Linked DNA regions of Homo sapiens: region 1 is linked to region 2. A link is an interaction called in ENCODE POLR2A ChIA-PET data of the cell type or tissue named here. Cell type or tissue: MCF 10A. All regions are shown on one strand.

Region 1 (5,000 bases), 210 kb after region 2:
TTTGTAATTTATATTCAAGAAATTATTATTCTTTTTATAATTTCATAGAAGTATCTGAGATGAGGTATATGAAGCCACTCTGTACATGAGGCTGCTCCATTCCATGGGCCAAGGGAATAAGGGTTGAACTGTGCTTGAAAGAATTTGGGGGTACGGAGACAGGCGCGGTGGCTCATGCCTGTGAGCACTGAGGGAGGGAGGCTGAGGAGGGTGGATCACTTAAGCCCAGGAGCTCAAGACCAGGCTGGGCAACATGGCAAAACCCAGTTTCTACAAAAAGTCAAACATTAGCAGAGTGTGGTGGCACATGCCTGTAGTCCCAGCTACTTGGGAGACTGAGGTGGGAGGATGGCTTATGCTGGGGAGGTCAAGGCTGCCATGAGCTGAGATCACTCTACCGCACTCCAGCCTGGGGGACACAGTGAGACCCTGGGGGTAGGTTTGCAAGGATCAAAATCTGTTCTTCCTCTGCTAATTGCCTGCTTGTTCTCCTTTTTCATCCTACTGAATCCCTCTCATTTTTTTCTGATTACGACTACTTAAAAAAATGTTTTCTTCTCTGTTGAATGATCTGTTTATACACAGATCTGGACCTTAAATGAACCTTTATTTCTTCCCTATTGATAGTCTGAGTAAAGTGATCAGACTTCAGGAACATGGGGTAGAAATCCCCATAGAATCACATCTTAAGCACAGATCTAAGGAGGGATTCTGTGGGTGACACCAGGGAGGATCCTGAAATTAAGGGCCTGGGAAGGAAGACAGGGACCAACACTGTGGCAGGCCCTGAGCTCTGTTAGTCCTTACAACAGCTCTGTGGAGTGGGTCTGAACACTTTATCATCCAGAGAAGGAAACAAGCTCTGAGAGGGAGGGACATGCTTGGGGCAGCCAGCCAGTGAGTGGCAGAATGGGGATCTGAACTCAGTTATGCCATGGGGAGTCCAGTCTGTGAAAGATGGGTGGAGGAATGTGACTGATAAGGGAAGGAAGAGCGGAGGACCCAGAAAGACAGGGAGGTACTAACACTCGCCCTTTCCTACTGCTCTCCTTCCATCTTTATGCCTTTAACATGCATGTATTGAGTGCATCGAAATCCCTCAGACCCAAATGCGTTGGGTCCAGCTTCTGCACAGGCTCACCAAGGCTTCCTTAGAGGACTCTCTCATCCTCTCCAATCAGATACCACAATTTCCCGGCGGGTCTCCCTACCCCAGCCTCTCCCTGTGCTGGTTCATTTTCCACACTGTGCCAGTCTTCAGCTCTAAAGCACAGATCTGAGCACTTTGTGGCTACGTTAGAACCCCTCAGCGGTTCACTTTTGACTCTAAAATAAAGTCCAGCTTTAATCCTGACACACAAGGGGGTCTCTGACCTGACCCAAGTCCCTCTCCAGACGTATCTCCTGCCTGGACAGCCTTCATTCTCAGACTTTTCCCTTCTCTCTCTCTCTCTTTTTTTTTTTTTGTGGCTACACATGCTGTTCTCTCTGCCTAGAACACCTCTTTCTCCTCTTTTTTAGAAAAAATTGGGGGTTGAGGTGCGAGGAGGAGAATGCCAACTTTCAAAATCCAGCAAAAACATCACCTCCTCAGTGAAGCCTTCCCAGATGTCCCTGTACAGAGTTAATTGCTCCCAACTTGCATGATTCTAAGACACAGTGTTCTTACTTTGATTGTAGCACATATGGTATTCCTCCATAACTTCTTTCTTCATGGCTTTTGCTCTCCTATTAAACTGAGCTCTTCAAAGTCAGGGTCATATTATTCACCTTGGTGAGATGGGGCAGAACAGACTACAGCAAAGCAGTTCTCCAGTCCCAGCTGTGGAGCCGGAATGTTGGGTTGGAATCCTGGCCATTCACCTTGGAAAGTTGCTTAAGCCTCAGCTGTAAAATGAGGATAATAAGAGTAAGCGTCACAGGGAACACTGAATGAAATAAAAGTGTGCGGCACAATGTTAATGCCTCATGACTATTGGCTATTATTATTATCTGATTCCCAGTACTTAGCACAGTGATTTGTATACAGTAGGCATTAGTCAAGTCAAAAAGTCTTTTGACTTCTTGAATAAAATGGCAGGATCAGAATTTCAACTCAGGATTCTAAATCTACTTTTTTTTTTAGCTGCTTCAGTACCATATTTTGTCTGATGTTTACAGCATTCCAGAATTTCAGAAAAAGAAATGGAAGGCTGGAGGCATTAAGTAAGCCAGGGTATTAGAGGGACCATGGGATTCCTGGAAACCAGGTCAGCCAACGCTGTTTTCAAATATGTGCCCTGTGACTGTGCGAGGCTGCTTGTCTCTCACCCTCTACTGCCTCACTGTGGCCATGCCAGGCAATGCAAGCTTTTAAAGTTTGGCTTCTTCCTTTGGAATTATACATCCAATGGCTTTCATTTGTTTCACTGTAGTTTTATTTATTAATGCATTTTAATAAACATGTGAAATTTTAACAGAAATGAGAATTATTAATATCACTACTGAGACAGCACAGCAGGTATAGGAGTTAAACCGAGATTCTTTAGTTTATAGGGATGAAATTACTTTTAAAAATGGAAGCTGTAAGGTAGAGAGAAAAAAGGTGTCAGGGGGCCGGGCGCGGTGGCTCAGGCCTGTAATCCCAGCACTTTGGGATGCTGAGGTGGGCAGATCACCTGAGGTCAGGAGTTCAAGACCAGCCTGGCTAACATGGTGAAACCCCGTTTCTACTAAAAATACAAAAAATTAGCCGGGCATGGTGGCACGCACCTGTAATCCCAGCTACTCAGGAGGCTGAGGCAGGAGAATCGCTTGAACCCAGGAGGCGGAGGTTGCAGTGAGCCGAGATCGCGCCATTGCACTCCAGCTTGGGCAACAAGAGCAAAACTTCCAATTAAAAAAAAAAGTGTCAGGGCCTATTGCCTTGCTGACTGCAAAGTAATTTACTGTCACGAATCTTTTAAATTGGTCCAGTTATTCAAATTGCTTTAAGGAAGAAAAGAAAGACTTGAAACTTACATAACTGAGGTGTGCTCCTGAGGGTAAGAGATATACGGCGGTTAGGCGCTGGATAATGGAGTTGGAGTCCCCATCATTTAGAAAAGATGTTTCTTGATTCACAGTGTTGGTGATTTTCAAGCTTTGATCTGTAACCTGGAGAATGATTTAATTTAATCTTTGAGAAAAGCAACAATGTGTGGATTAATCTTATGATTGTAATGGGATGCCACTTAAGGGACAGTTCCGTGCCGGGGAGGAGAATTGCCTTAGCTCAGTTAATCTCACAGTTCCAAGGCGCAGCCTCACAGGCAGCGTGGTATAACCTAATCATGGAGTCAGCAGGCTCGGAAGTTAGGCAACTGAATTAAGTTCCACATCTGCTATTTATCAGCTGAGTAAACTGCAGCACATTACTCAATTTCTCAGAGCCTCACTTTTTCCTGTAAAATGTGAATAACAATAATATTATCTTCATAGGACTTTTGTGATGACAATGAGAACATTTAGGAAAAATATTTATCATAGCACTTAAAAGTAAGTGTTCAAAAATGGTAGCTGCTTGTATGTGGCAGGCAATGTTCTAAGTCCTTCGCGTATGTTAATTTCTGTAATCCTCATGATACTCCTATGAGTTAGCTACTATTATTATCATCCTCATTATATAGACACAGAAATCAAGGCCTAGAAAGTTTAAGTAAATTGCCCAAATTCAAAGAGCTAGCAAGTAGCTATGTCAGTTAGCCATTGCTACATAACATCAAACCATTCCAAACCATTCTCATATTACTGATGTGAGCACATCAGTGTAATCTTTCTTTCTTTCTTTCTTTTTTCTTTCTTTCTTTCTTTCTTTCTTTCTTTCTTTCTTTCGTTCTTTCTTTCTTTCTTTCTTCCTTCCTTCCTTTCTTTCTTCTTTCTTTCTTTTTTTCTTTCTTCTTTTCTTTTCTTTCTTTCTTTCTTTCTTCTTTTCTTTTCTTTCTTTTCTTTTCTCTCTTTCTTTCTTCTTTTTCTTTTTGAGACAGGGTCTCATTCTGTCACCCAGGCTGGAGTGCAGTGATCAATTCGACCCCATTGTCTTCTCACCAAGATCCAAGAAGGGCTTTTGGCAAGTAAAATGCAATTTATTCCTAAGCTTAGAGAAAATCTCTGCAGTCCCAGCGATCTTTCTTGTCAAAGGAAGGAAAGGTTAAGAACATTGCTTAATTCTAACATCTTGAGTGTGGGAAGGAGGGAGCCAGAGGGAAGGAGGAAGGTATCCTTACATTTCACCTTGGCCTTGGTTTCTCTCTCCATGTTCCCAGCCTGGAATTCGCATCCACTGCTGGGAGGGGTCTCTTCTGCTCTTGGTGATTCTGTCTTCAGAGTCTGGGCCTCTGAACCAGCAGCGACTGGGGTCTCTTTGTGGACAGACTGATCTCTCCTTCTGCCAGGACTGTTGTCAGACTCCACCTGTCTCTTGGGGCACCCCCCTCCTTGATACTCCTGGCTCCCATGGAACAAAACAATTCTGCAGAATGCCAACAATAATTGATGATGTTGTCCTATGACTACAGTGGAACAAGACAGAAATAAGGCCACTTCTTAATGAGGACTGAACACGAGGTGAAGAAAAGATGCCATACCACCATAAAAGTAACCAACACCCCCTCTCCTGGGTAACATGAGCCACCTGTTCCTTGAGCAGTGACAGTGCTAGCTACACTTTGTTCCTCCTGATTCCTAGATGATCATAATGAAGGCACCAAAGTGCTTCTGCTTCCTGACACCACCCAATTGAGAACAAACCTCTATTTCCTTAAACCCTTCCCCAAATCACCTGACAAAAAGCTCAAACCCTAAAATAAGTATCCTGATTCCCTTTTAGAAGATATCCTGGGGCTGGGTGGAATGGCTCACATCTATAATCTCAGTGCTTTGGGAGCACAAAGCTGGAGGATTGCTTGAAGCCAGGAGTTCAAAATCAGCCTGGGCAACACAGTGAGAACCCATCTCTACAAAAAATTTTAAAAATTAGCCGG
Region 2 (5,000 bases):
AGACCAGCCTGTCCAATATGGCAAGACCCTGTCTCTACTAAAAATACAAAAATTAGCCAGGTGTGGTGGTGTGCGCCTATAGTCCGGCTACCCAGGAGGCTGAGGCAGGAGAATTGCTTGAACCCGGGAGGTAGAGGTTGCAGTGAGCTGATGGTGCCACTGCATTCCAGCCCAGGGGGAGATAGAGCAAGACTCCATCTCAATAAATAAATAAACAAAAGAGAGAAGAGTGTTTAGTTGTTACTTAAGAGGGTTTGGTTGTTACTCTACCACTTCTTGGCTGAATGGCCTGGGGCAACCTAGAGTATATCTGAGTCATATATTTTCATCTCCAAATGGGGATAAAAAATAATACCTTAAGTGTTGGCACACTATCAAATGAGGTAATCTCTTGAGGTGCTTTGTAGGTCTAAGATTGGTGGGCCTACAAATTCACAAATTTTAGTTAGCTTAGCCAGGCTCCATCATAACCTGTGACACCATGACTGTGTGACCTCTTGGCTGGTAACCAGGTAAGATATACCTTCTAAAGACTGAGCTGGAGACATGCAGCGACATCCCCAGAGTTGACTTACCAAAAATGTTCTTCACTCCCTGTTCTTTCACAAGATAATCCACATACTGACCAATTACTGAAAAGTTGATTTCTCTAGAAGACATGTGGAAAAAAAGGCATATTTAGTCTTTTTCAGATTATTATTCAACAAATGCTCAGGTATATAAACTGCTCCCTCTTGCTAATAGTTATTAAAAATCCACTCAATTTGTGAAATTCTTAGCCTGCTGTAAATAATGCCTGGGGTTTTTTTCCCCCCCTGAATCTGGTGATTTCTTCACTCAGCCATGTATGCCTCACTTCTGTGAGCAAAACACTGTTAGTTATCAACAGAGGCTTTATATTTACACCTCATGACAAGCAGTATTTAAAAAGTAGTTAACGAACTATCTTTTGCCCAACGCTCTCTCTTTAAAGTCCATATGGCCACACATCTTTTGCCCTTTTAGGGGAAGATTGATGGTTGCAGACATGGTTAAATGAGAACTTAACATTTGCCATTTGATCCCAAGTACTGGGATTACAAGTATGAGCCATCATGCCTGGCCTGTCCCTTCTTGCGTTTTCCCACCCTACTCTTAGGGTACTTAGGTCTATTTTCATCGCTGGAGGCCATTATCCATGATCAATTATTAGGAAGTCATTACAGAGGATGGAAACATTCATTTCTTAGGCTCACAGGATAGGAAAAGTCAATCTTAATATTATAAGAATTTTAGCACTTAATATTTGGGACAAACATGGAGTCTTAAACCCATCTGTATTTGCTGGTTTTACATTGAACAAGGTTAGCAGTTAGAAGGGAACTTTGTCATCACTTTGCCTCTCAAAGGCGGAACAGCAGCATCAGCATCTGGGGGACTTTATTAGACACATGGAATCCCAAGCCCCACACAGTCCGGCCCAGTTAGAATCTGAATTTTAACAAGATCGCCGTGTGATCTGCATGCACTTGGCAATTTGAGGCACACTAACCTTGTAAGGATCTGATGCTTAAGGTTAAGATCTCTTAAAATCATATTGATTTCAAAATCTAAAAACTGACTCCTCACAAGTTGTATTAGGCAACCTGTCCTCAATCAAAATGCAGGAGGGGAATGATGGGCAATGAAGAGTGAAATTCAAAGGAAAATGGTGCAGCAAGCCTGCATTAAATGGTTACACTGTGCCCATGGTTACCCTGCCAAGAACACAGAGTGCTAGCTGGCTGCCACCGCACTTTTGTCTGTAGGGCCAGAGAATCCTAATTGAAGTTTGGCCTTATTAACATTCTTTTCACCTTTACCTATGGTAATTCCTTAAACAACAAAAACAAAAAAAAAAATCTGATGCATCTAGGAAACAAAGGCATCAAAATGTACATGTCAAAAGGCATAAGAACAAAATGAGGAAAGATAGAGAACAGCTGACTCTGAGTTTAAAAGGAAAGCTATTAAATGCAAAGAATGCACAGGCAATCATGCCTATAACAAGCTCAGAGAAAAGATAGCAGGCCTGAGCCTGCCACTTGGGAAAAGGTGTGTTAATGCAATTATAAAGCCTATAAGGGGAGCGAACTCCCTCATTATGGCACATGCCTCCATATCCTAACACTGCTCCCTCCTGACCTCTGTCTGCACCTGGAACAGCCCAGGTGTTCAGCAAAGGCTGGGCAAAGGAGTGGTGATGTGGGAACTTACAATGATGAAATCACCACAAGCTCTGCCTTTACAAGCAGGTTAGCACCACGCTTGCATAATATTTTGAAATTTCACTATTACATTAATTAAAGAAGATAGTATACGTGATTAAAATAGCAAAATATAATGAAGGTTATGACTGAGGCAAAAAGTAATTGTATGGGGGCTCAGAAGAGGACTGATAAATGACAGCTAGGGAGGCTGGAAAGAAGACATTGGATAAATAGGACAAAACCCTATGTCCTCCTTCCCTCCAACATTTTTTTGTTTTTTTGGAGACAAGGTCTCACTCTGTCGCCCAGGCTGGAGTGCAGTGGTGTAATCGTGGCTCACTGCAAGCCTTGACCTCCTGGGCTCAAGTGATTCTCTTGCCTCAGCCTCCCAAGTAGCTAGGACCACAGGTGCAGCTAACTTGAAAATTTTGGGTAGAGATGAGACCTCACTATGTTGCCCAGACTGGTCTCGAACTCCTGGGGTCAAGCGATCCTCCTGCCTTAGCCTCCCAAAGTGTTGCGATTACAAGTGTGAGCCACTGAGCCCGACCCCTCCAACATTCTTGAGAGATACTGTTTGCTCTGTCCTATTCTAGTATCATCCTCTTTTTAGGGAGTTGGCTGCACCCTTAGGCAGGTCTAGGCCAGTATGTGAAACTAGAAGCTCCTTTTTTCTCCATGAACTTCACAGTTTTGATGGCCTCAGTGGATAGTGCTTCGACCTACCCTCACCTCTCTCCCTCAGGCCTTGCTGGGAGGCAGGCTATTCAGCTGACAATTTCACTCAGGGTTAGAGGTCTAATGGGTTTTGCATTATCTGTCCCTTCAAGAAAGGAGAAAGTAGGTTGCTGCTTCTTATAAAATGCCCCTAACCTACAAGAATGACACTAATGGCAGAATTTTGGGGGCAGTGGTCATCATCCAGAAAATGTTCTTGGACTTAAGTCCTTTTGGAACTACCAGACCTCTTTAGAGAGATCTAGGTTGAAAAGGGGCTAACTCTAAATATGTTTGACTTTGACGATATTGTATTTTTTCTTTAAAAAAATGAGTATTTGAAAAGCCAGAAAAATCTAACAATGTCAGGGCTGCTGGGCATGGTGGCTCATGCCTGTAATCTCAGCACTTTGGGAGGCTGAGGTGGGTGGGTCACTTGAGGTCAAGAGTTTGAGACCAGGCTGGCCAACATGGTGAAATCCCGTCTCTACTAAAAATGCAAAAATGAGCCAGGCGTATTGGTGGGCACTTGTAATCTCAGCCTGTAATAGGGATGCTGAGGCAGGATTGCTTGAACCCGGGAGGTGGAGGTTGCAGTGAGCCAAGATAGCACCACTGCACTCCAGCCTGGGTGACAGAGCGAGACTCGGTCTCAAAAAAAAAAAAAAAAAAAAAAGCCAGGGCTACATTTCCATACAGCTGGAAATTAGAAAAAGCAGCAGTAGGCCCTACTTTAGAGGACTGGATGCCCCCAGGTCCCTCAGGCATTTCAGATCCCTGCCTGACTCTGCAGGTGCAAGTTTGCAGCCTTGGGCTGGGATGCTCAGCAGCTCCAGGCACAAGTGGGGGTGAAATCATCCAGGGCTGCTACCACATTTGTTACATAGGTACCCAAAAGGCAGGGTTAGGGCGAAAATAATTCTCCTTGAGGATTCTGTCCGTTTTTTTTTTTTTTTTTTTTTTTTTGAGACAGGGTCTTGCTCTGTCACCCAGGCTGGAATACAGTGGCACAATCACGGCTCACTACAGCCTCAATCTCCCAGGCTCAAGTGATCCTCTGGCCTCTGCCTCCCCAGTAGCTAGGACTACAGGTGTGTGCCACAACGCCCAGCTAATTTTTGTATTTTTTGTAGAGACAGGGTTTTACCAGGTTGCCCAGGCTGGTCTCGAACTCCTGGGCTCAAGCAATCTGCCTGCCTCGGCCTCCCAAAGTGCTGGAATTACAGGTGTGAGCCATCATGCCCAGCCTGTCCCTTCACTTGTTTTCCCACCCTACTCTGATGGTACCTAGGTCTATTTTCATCACCAGAGGCCATTAACCATGATCGGTTACCAGGAAGTCACTAGAGAGAATGGAAACAATGAGATTGGATTATTCTTCTGCCCACCCACTGGGCATTTGGAGCTCAGTGCTCACAGAAGTGAGTTGACAGAAGTCAATTCACTTGAATAGGCTGCACAGCACCTTCTCTTCTTTCATGAGCCCCAAGAACACATCTAACAACTGGGCACATCAGGGGAGAGTGACCCAGAACCAAATTCCATGCTTGCTGTAGTCATTTTTATATTTAAACCCAGTTTAATGTCTTAATTTCAATTCCTGGGGATTCAGATTCTTTGCGTTGGGTTTAGATTCATGCCTTGGGGCTTTTTTTTTTTTTTTTTTTTTGGAGACAGGGTCTTGCTATGTTGTCTAGGCTGGCCTCAAACTCCTGAATTCAAGTAATCCTCCCACTTCAGCCTCCCAAGTAACTGGGACTACAGATGTGTGCCACTGTGCCCCACTAATTTTATTTAACTTTTTTTTTTAATTACAGGAGCTATATAGTTTACTTTAGAAAGTACATACAATAAAAAAAGAAAACCCACTCAGGATATCTCTGGAGATGATTCCTCTTAGTTTGATATTTTTCTATTCACAAATACACATTATATTTTCTTGTATAAATATGGCCGTATTAGACACAGTTTTATACTTTTCATTCAGCATTCTAATTTTAACATCTTCCCACATTTTTAGATGGTCCATTACTATACCGGCTAAACAACATTCTA

What was found. ChIA-PET counts read pairs that join two places held together with the same protein. Peaks named below come from ENCODE experiments on the same cell type or tissue, not always from the same donor. Only the 100,000 strongest peaks of a DNase experiment are listed, where the experiment ranks them.
Region 1: POLR2A ChIA-PET joins it to region 2 with 5 read pairs; 9 of 35 experiments call an interaction of 5 or more read pairs at or near these places.

Annotation. Positions count from the first base shown.
Region 1 is chr1:182,593,158-182,598,157 of GRCh38, reverse strand. No RefSeq gene overlaps it. Among named protein-coding and RNA genes, the nearest start is that of RNASEL, 6.4 kb to the right of the region's middle. In MCF 10A, a CTCF peak has its summit at 2,322; a DNase peak (open chromatin) is centred at 2,297.
Region 2 is chr1:182,799,347-182,804,346 of GRCh38, reverse strand. It overlaps NPL (N-acetylneuraminate pyruvate lyase), which reads right to left. Exons shown (of 13, transcript NM_030769.3): 4 at 576-649. Among named protein-coding and RNA genes, the nearest start is that of NPL, 12 kb to the right of the region's middle. In MCF 10A, no CTCF peak of the experiment used is centred here; DNase peaks (open chromatin) are centred at 296 and 2,196.